Linked DNA regions of Homo sapiens: region 2 is linked to region 1. Evidence: chromatin loops called from intact Hi-C (ENCODE). Cell type or tissue: PC-3. All regions are shown on one strand. Each heading gives the region's core, and the rest is flanking DNA. Links, peaks and the distances in the headings are about the cores only.

The links. Peaks named below come from ENCODE experiments on the same cell type or tissue, not always from the same donor. Only the 100,000 strongest peaks of a DNase experiment are listed, where the experiment ranks them.
Region 2: it touches region 1 in a loop (4-fold over the local background); 1 of 110 quality-filtered maps calls a loop at or near these places.

The regions. Positions count from the first base shown.
Region 1 is chr5:94,523,022-94,527,427 of GRCh38, forward strand. It overlaps KIAA0825, which reads right to left. Exons shown (of 21, transcript NM_001145678.3): 4 at 909-1,077. Among named protein-coding and RNA genes, the nearest start is that of KIAA0825, 93 kb to the right of the region's middle. In PC-3, for the core only: a CTCF peak has its summit at 2,032; no DNase peak of the experiment used is centred there.
Region 2 is chr5:94,365,796-94,370,201 of GRCh38, forward strand. The region is part of intron 20 of KIAA0825; the gene reads right to left. Among named protein-coding and RNA genes, the nearest start is that of KIAA0825, 250 kb to the right of the region's middle. In PC-3, for the core only: no CTCF peak of the experiment used is centred there; no DNase peak of the experiment used is centred there; H3K27ac peaks cover 1,955 bases.

The DNA of each region.
Region 1 (4,406 bases), core at 274-4,273:
AATAAGGCTTCAGGGCACACAGTCTTCCTTTCTCTTCCTTTTATTACTTTGTAAAATTAAAGAGACATCTGAAATAATAACAACAGGCAAAAACTATTTTCATCTGATTCTGTCATCCTAAGCCATCTACAACCTCCAGATATTTTCCACATCTGTCTTAGTCAATGTTTGATGTTTAGACAAAAACAGTGCCTTTTTTTCCCTAAATTAAATTAAAACCATAGCTACAGAAGTACTGCTTTCTAACAATTATGCTGCTTCTCTGGGAATCTGTTTTTGCAAGCTAGCTAGCCTTGGAGAAACAAGTGTGATAAAATCACTGTTCTTATTGAAGTTTACAAAAACTTCTCTAGCATAGATGGTGGTCAATATTAAGAATACCCAACATAATAATTCTCTGTCATTTGGTGGTCTTGCATAAATTGCTACCTTGATTGAAAAGAACTGGGTTAGACTGCAGGTTAGGAATGCAGGGAATAATAGTCAAGGCCACTTAATAGACACAATACATGGGGATCTTATTATGCTTTAATAATGAGCATATAAAAAATGAATAGTGAAAGGATACAAAACATAATGAATATGAACTTTTCTGGTAGACAGCTGTGATACACATCAATACATTTTGTGGTATTGATATGATATATATCATACCACAAATCACCCAGGAATCATAATATTGTATCTCCATTTATATAAAATTTTATTTTATTGATAAAAATCATAGTTAAAAATTAAAACAAATAGCTCAGTGGATTATGTTGGGGATATAGGAACATAAAAACACAAACCCCTATGTATGGCAGGCTAATATGGTCACTCAAATAAATATTTACGTATAGAAATTGAATGAGTTGTATTCCCTGTTTACTCATCCCACTCCATGATAAAATAAAAATTCATTTTACCAGTGTTTTGAAAAATTTTATCAAGTCTCCATGAGAAATGAAAGATGATTCAGATGTACTGTAATTATAGTTAGTTAGCCATTCAAAGCAGTCAGTTGTTGTTTGCAGCTGCACACCTGGACATTGTTTGTTAATTTCGGACTGTATCTCTTTAATGCAATGTTTTATGCTATAAAAAACAGAAGAAAAAGTTATTTTGGCAGGATATAGATAATGGCTTCATTTCATAATATCACAGGCCCTGAAATCTTCATATGTGGTACCTGGCTTTGTACAATTTACAAATTCATTCATATGATATGAAAATAATAACAGACTATACATTCATAGTTGAAAGCTGAGAGTTCAAATTTTCTGGCAGTAAAAAATGTGATAGAGGAAATATAAAATAGCTACTCAGATGAACTAGAAATTCTTTTGTGTTGAAACAAAAATCAAGCATAGATGCAATTCGATAATAGCCCTCTTGATAGGCAGTGGATGAAAGGGAGAGATAAAATACTGAACACTGTAAATATTAGAAATATACATTATCTACTAAGAGGTGAAGGACTATATAAATTATGAAAAATTTCAATCAACGGAATAGTAAGAAGTCATGAAGTAGTTATAAAAAGCTTATAATTTTAAAAGTTGTAAAGTATACAAGCTATATACACAATGTTACTACAGCCAAATACCTTTTCCTGCCATCCAACTCCACTACAAAAAACAGAAACAAAAATTACTAAAAATTGCATTTAAAAAACGACTGGAAGGAAATGAAGCAAAGGGTTAATAGCAATTATATTTGGGTGGGTGTAATTAGGTAAGTTTTAAATTTTACTTTTCCATATTTTCTAAATATTTATAAGGCATAAAATAAAATGCTTCATTCACCAAAAAAGTAAACCAAGAACAGTGAAAAAATGTCCAGTAGAATCTTGCCATATGTATCTGTTTTAAAATTTCCATTCAAAGTATCCTTCCTGTTGATAAAATAACAGATACACTATGTTATTTTAATTTCCATACACACTTATGTGCATTGATGATTATAAATCTTTGTGGGGTAAACTGGTGACCTTTAGCAGAGTGCCATCTGCAGAGCCACAGGGATATGACATATTACTACCACCTGATGGCAGCATATCTAAACTTCAAGAAAGCTTTCAAACAGGCAAATTCCTTTGAAGCTGAAACACCTCACCAAAAATTGACAGCTATGCATTTGTCTCTTAATCATATTAAGAAAGATTTGATACTAAGAGGTAAAGTTAGTGTTTTGAAAACGTAACTGCTATTAATTAAAGGTTCCATATGATAGAACCTGGTAGGCTTTAGAAACCAAGCGCTCATTATTAAAATAGATGTCATACGAAAGACTCTTTGAAATTCATCCAGGTGTGGGTTGCCTATAAAACATACACTGTAAAAGTTTAAGTAAAAGTTTTCAGGAGACTTCTGAGCATGAGTGAATTCAAAGTAAATTACCTTGAAACAAATACATTCTGAGAATCAAAGAGCCTTTTCATGAACACAAAGAACTTAAAAGGAAAACAATACCTCCTCTGGCCACAGGCCACTCAATTTCCTGATGGGACAGCCATATTCAGGAATACCACTTCTACGTCTGACAAGAGATTGGCTTGTATTTTCTTAACTTATGTAAGCACTTCTATGGACAGAGAAACACAATGCCCTAAGCATACCCCTTGACTCTAGGGACTCTTTATCAAAGGTTTTTATTATAGCATCCTCATGTGTCTCATTCAATGAAACCTAATAGATTACAGCAATGTGAATTGGAAAGGCTCAGCAGTTAGTCTACCTAAATCTGTTTCAATGAGGACTCAGATTTTAGGCTAATTTCTAACATCCGAATCTGGGCAGAGGCCAAAAACTACAATTTATAAATAGGGTAAAGCCTTTAGAGGGCTAGATATTTTGGTAATTTGTCCAAATACTGACAAAGGGATTGAGTGGTTGCATTTCAGGGGATCTCCCTCATTGATACAAACTAAGACAGATAAACTTTATTTTAAAATCATTTTGTCACAAATTATAAAATGTCAGAACTAATTATCTACACCTGATTTTGTTTTTAGTTGGCTGTCTTGTTGTCTGCCACTCACCAATGCCTATACACCTTGTTCTAAAAACTTAATCATCTGAAGTCTAGATATTTCTTGTCCAATTGTTATACAAAATAAATATTTTCAAAATTTATGATAAATGTCAGTTTGGTATGTAATCTGACAATTTATCTTCTTTAATCAAAATAAATTACAACTTAATTTTCACCATTTAAAAGGTAACATTTTCAAATGTTATCTTTCAGATGCTACACATTATTCAGGATTATAAACATAGGTAGTAAAAGTGTAAGGAAATGCACTGGAATGATCAGCAGCACCCTCTGGCACAGTGGGGATGGAAGTGGGATGAAATTGGGGAGAGGTACACAGAGAGCTTTAGCTATACAAGTAATGTTTTATTTCTTAAACTAGATGGTGGGCACAGGAGTATTTCTCATAGTACTCTATGCCTTTTCATATGTCTCAACATTTCTTAATAAATTTGAACCCCAATGTGCCTTAATTATAATGACTCTGAATTAGCCCAGTTAATGATGTATGCAAGTGGATGCATTACTGAGAGGCTGTGTATAAATCAATTTATAAAGCATTTTTAAAATGCAATATGGAGTATGCTTTTAAAAAAAAGATATCTATGGTAATTTTCTCATTCAACATTCACTCCTAGATTCCCTGACTGTAAAAATTGCTTATTGAATGAAGGCATTATATTTGATAAACATTAGCTGAATGTTAAATATGTGGTAGGCATTGTGATATATACTAGGGAACCCAATGTGAATAAGACGTCATCCTGTCCCTAAAGGAATTCTGTCTAGTGAAAGAGATAAACCTGTAAATAAACAACTACAACACAGTAAGACTTGATAAGGAGTGTGTACAATGTGCTAAGGGAGTACACAGGAGGGAGCCACTAAAAGTGCCTGTGGGAGGTGTAAAAAGGTTTTTCCTTGTAGAAGAGGAGATTATATGCAAGGATGTTGCTTTAAGAACATTAGTAGAATCACGGTACTTAAAATTCCCTGACACCTCACCCCTCAGAATTCAGTACTTGTCATCTAACCTCACTGTTGCCTCACTTTAAAACTATATTTATTTGAAGAATAAGAAATATGAATTTATTTTTATGGTCACTACTACACTCATGCATGTATGGATGTATGTGTGTATGTATATATGCACCAGCTTACTTCCAAAAAGGCTGAGATGTCCTACTATTGGACAGACTGCATTAAATAACAATAGCAGTCCGGGAGCTGATTAATATTGAACTGGTACAGTTGGAGATAGGATAAGAAACTGAAAAACAGAAGAGGATAATTATAAACTCTTGAAACTTCAGCTTATTATAAAGTTCTTATAAGATTTCAAAAGTATTATCCAGTCATAAAATAGTTAAAAGGAAAAAAGTATGTTCCAT
Region 2 (4,406 bases), core at 197-4,196, 160 kb before region 1:
CTAACAAATTAGCTAGAAGATGAGAAATTATGTTTTAGGAGTCACGCAGCTGGAGGCTGCAAGTTTCTAAACTTCCCCAAGTTGCTCCTGGGGATAAAATCACTATTATAAAATCTAAGATCAGTGCTTGAGATATTTTGCAGACTCCGCGCTCAATAAATCAGCTGGCACCACCCAGATTGATAAACTGGCTCATATGGTCTTGTAGCCCCCACCCAGGAACTGTCTTAGCACAAAAGGACAGCTTCAACTCCCCATGATTTCATCTCCGACCTGACCAATTAGCACTCCCAACTCACTGGCCCTCTACCTACCAAATTATCCTTAAAAACTCCAGCCACCAAATTCTTGGGGAGACTGATTTGAGTAATAATAAAACTCCAGTCTCCCACACAGCCGGCTCTGTGTGAATTACTCTTTCTCTATTGCAATTCCCCTGTCTTGATAAATCAGCTCTATCTAGGCAGCGGGTAAAGTGAACCCACTGCGGGGTTACATTCCCTGCCTTTGGCTCATGAATATAGGCAGCATCAGCTTCCTGACTCACCCTCTGCCTTGAACCCAGACACACATAACACAGCTAGCACCTAATAGAGACTGCTCTGGGTAGCCCCTCCTCTCATTTCTGCTTCTTCTCCTTGGTCCTCCTCACCCACGTCCTCCTTTTGCAATTACTTGGAGTCTTGGGCTGTGCCTTACTATTTAATCCCTGGCCCCATGTTTACCCTTGTAACTTGCTCTGGCCTGTCCAAAGAGGAGGATCAAATAATAGCTAGAAATAATAATAACTCATATTTACAGAGAACTTCCTGTGTTCCAGGCCTTGTACTAAATACCTGCTAAAGGTTAAGTTTTTCTTATTTTCCCAGCCACTCAGCAAGAAAGATGCTGCTATTTTCCCTGTGTTTGAAATGTTTGTTCTTCAGTGCTGTAAAGAAAATAGCACTTGGACATAAATTTAATTTATTTAGTAAGGCCATTTTTACTTCTTGCAGAAAGGGTACACTTGCCAGGAGTTTTTCCACGACAGTACCCCAAACAAAGGAGACAGGGTCATTTATAACTTGATGCGTCCACCTTACTGTTGTGTCCGGTTTCTACTGGCTGGAACGGGACCTCACATTCTGTGTTTGACCTGATTGGCTAGCAAGTTAGAACTTTATAAAAGAGGTAAATGTAGAGGAGAACAAAGAAGGAGGAAGTAACTTGTGGAATGCTGAGAAAGGTAAAAACACTTTTAAATAAGGAAGAGGAACAGGCTATGACCTAATGCTTGCTTGGGCCAGTACAAACATGCCAGGGCAAATATTTAGAAGCACAGGTCTTTGAATACATTTTGCTTCTAAGACAAGTTACTATTTATTCCTAATTAAATGGGGAGGAAATTCTTTGAAGAGGAACCTCCACTTTATTTTTTACACCTGTTGTAAGAAATAGGGGCCCGTAATCCCAGCACTTTGGGAGGCTGAGGCGGGTGGATCACCCGAGGTGAGGAGTTTGAGGCCAGCCTGGCCAACATGATGAAACCCCATCTCTAATAAAAATACAAAAAATTAGGCAGACGTGGTGGCGGGCGCCTGTAATCCCAGCTACTTAGGAGGCTGAGGCAGGAGAATCACTTGAACCTGGGAGGCGGAGGTTGCAGTGAGCCAAGATGGCACCATTGCACTCCAGCCTGGGCAACAAGAGCGACACTCGATCTCAAAAAAAAAATAGAAATAGGGATAAGAAAAAGGAAGCCTAGAGAAAGTGATAAAGTGATAGAGAAAGGATTTGAACCCTGTAGGATTTTTTGCCACAGTGGAGGTACTTGGTGAATGACAGGACCAGGTGAAGGATGCCTTGACATTGGGACTGAAGAGTTTGGGTTTGATGCTACAGACAATGTGTCATCACTGCAAGTTTTGAAGTGGAAGAGTGGCAGAAAAAGAAAATATATTTAAAAATCTCTGTACTTCACTCCAGCTCTTATCCCTTTGATACTTGGTAATTTTTAAAACAGATTTGTCTGTGTCCTTTTATGTTTCACCCTTATTCTATCAGCATCAAAAAGTATCTGCGTATTCATGGCAGTTTAATATGTAAAAGCAGCAAAGCAAAAATGTGGAAGCAGCCTTAAATGTACAGGAATAGAGAAATGATTAGGTAAATTGTGCTACATTAATTTGGTATAAAGCTAAGCCATTAAAAAATAAAAACTCTGTATCTTTACATGGATGAGTCACAAGAATAGTTTTGTGAAAAATGTAGAACACCCATTGTAAATATAGACCTCCTCATTGTGACTGTGTAAAAGGTGTGTGTTGTGTACATAAAAGAGAATGAGGAGAAAAGAGCTGAGTCAGCATGGTGGGATGAGATTATAAATATACTATTTCTTTGTTTTAAAAATGTTACTTAGTATTATCTGTAATTTACCTAGACTAGAGTGAAGTGATGCAATCACAGCTCACTACAGTCCCGACTTTCTGGGCTCAAGCAATCCTGCCACCTCAGCCCCCGGAGTAGCTGGAACCACAGGTGTGCACCACGACACCCAATTAATTTTTGTATTTTTTGTAGAAATAGGGTTTCTGCATGTTGCCCAGGCTAGTCTCGAACTCCTAGGCTCAAGGGATCCACCCACCCTGGACCTCCCAAAGTTCTGGGATTACAGGTGTGAGCCACCACCCCTGACCAGTTATTTGCAATTGGTTTTACAGTGAAGGAAAAATGTAAGGAGAGAAACCAAGTTAATCCAGCAGATACACAGATTAGAGACATTCCAGCTGGAGTAAAACAGGCTCTGGAGGCATGAGCAGGAGAGGGCACTGAATTTTGAGAGTGGAGGCATATGGGAACAAAAAGAAACGGGTGTGAGAAATGTTTAGAGGAAACACTCGGAGGCATGTATTCTCTAACAGAATTTAGATGATGGGAAATAGAAACTTGGCAAAGTACTTCAAGGTTTCTAGGCTAAGGCCAGCAGCCTGTTAGTGCCATTAATAGAAATCACACAACTCTGAAGAGAGGGCAGTTTTTAGATGAAGATAATTATGATGGTTGGACTTCTGTGTGAGATGAGAGTTATTATATTAAATTACTATTATGGGCTGGTTATGGTGGCTCACACCTGTAATCTCAGCACTTTGGGAGGTTGAGCCAAGCAGACTGCTTGAGCCCAGGAGTTCGAGACCAGACCGGGCAACATGGCAAAACCCCTTCTCTACTAAAAATACAAAAATTAGCTGAGTGAGCCTGTAGTCCCAGCTATTCAGGAGGTTGAGGAGGGAGGATCACTTGGTCCTGGGGCATTGAGGCTGGAGTGAGCCAAGATTGAAGCACTACACTCCAGCCTAGGTGACAGAGTGAGACCTAGACAAATAAATAAATATAAATAAAATATTATTAAGGGGAAAAAAATCCAAGAATATGGAATCTAGAGCTGTTGTGTGGAACAATTAAGGCTAGAGATACGGATTCAAGACTCGGGGGCACAGATTTAGAGGTGGGCCTGATCATATCATTGGGCCTAATCCATTCTGATGACAAGCATTATTTAGCTAGCATAGAATTTTTAAAAAATAGAATGTGAATGCATTCACCTTCCCCTATTGTATTATACTTTGCCTTGACATATTTACATTACTTGCCCAGCCCCTGAAGGCATTTGATTTCAATACCTGAGATAATCACCTGAGGCTATGTGAGCGAATGAGTTAGCTTCAGGAAAAGAGGTGGGAAGGATGTGGAGAGTGTGAGAATGAGAGGATTGAGGCTAAGAAGCCTTTAGCAATGTCTGAGGAAAGAAGAAATCAGAACATCTGTCTTAAGAATTGCAGAAGGGGAGATAAATGTAACTGGGGCCTGAGGCAAGGAAAATAATCAAAAATAGGAAAAAATATCCTTTTATCTGAAGAAAATCACAATATTGATGTGGCCTACTGAGTGCCAAGAGAAACCAAAGACTCGTATATAGACACGATCTCATTTCAGAATAACTGAGGGAAGAAGTCACTAAGAGCATCCAGGGAGAGGATAGGGGAAAAAGAATCAGTCTGGCATCAGTTTTCTCACAGGGAGCATAAAACACAAGAAGCCATAGTTTCAGCATAAAACACGAGAAGCCATAGTTTCAGCATAAAACACAAGAAGCCATAGTTTCTTCATAAATGTAAACATAAATGTATGGTACAACCAGCACTCCCACTCCTAGGTACTATCCAAGTGAAATAAAAACCTATGTTCATGCAAAACCTGTATACAAATGTTTTTAGAGGCTTTATTCACAATCACTTAATACTGGAAACAATCCAAATGTCCTTTAAAAGGTGAATAGATCAAAAAACTGTGGTACAACCATACAATGAACTACTATTATACAAAAAAAATAAAAAAAAAAGGACAAACAAACGGAGGAATCCATT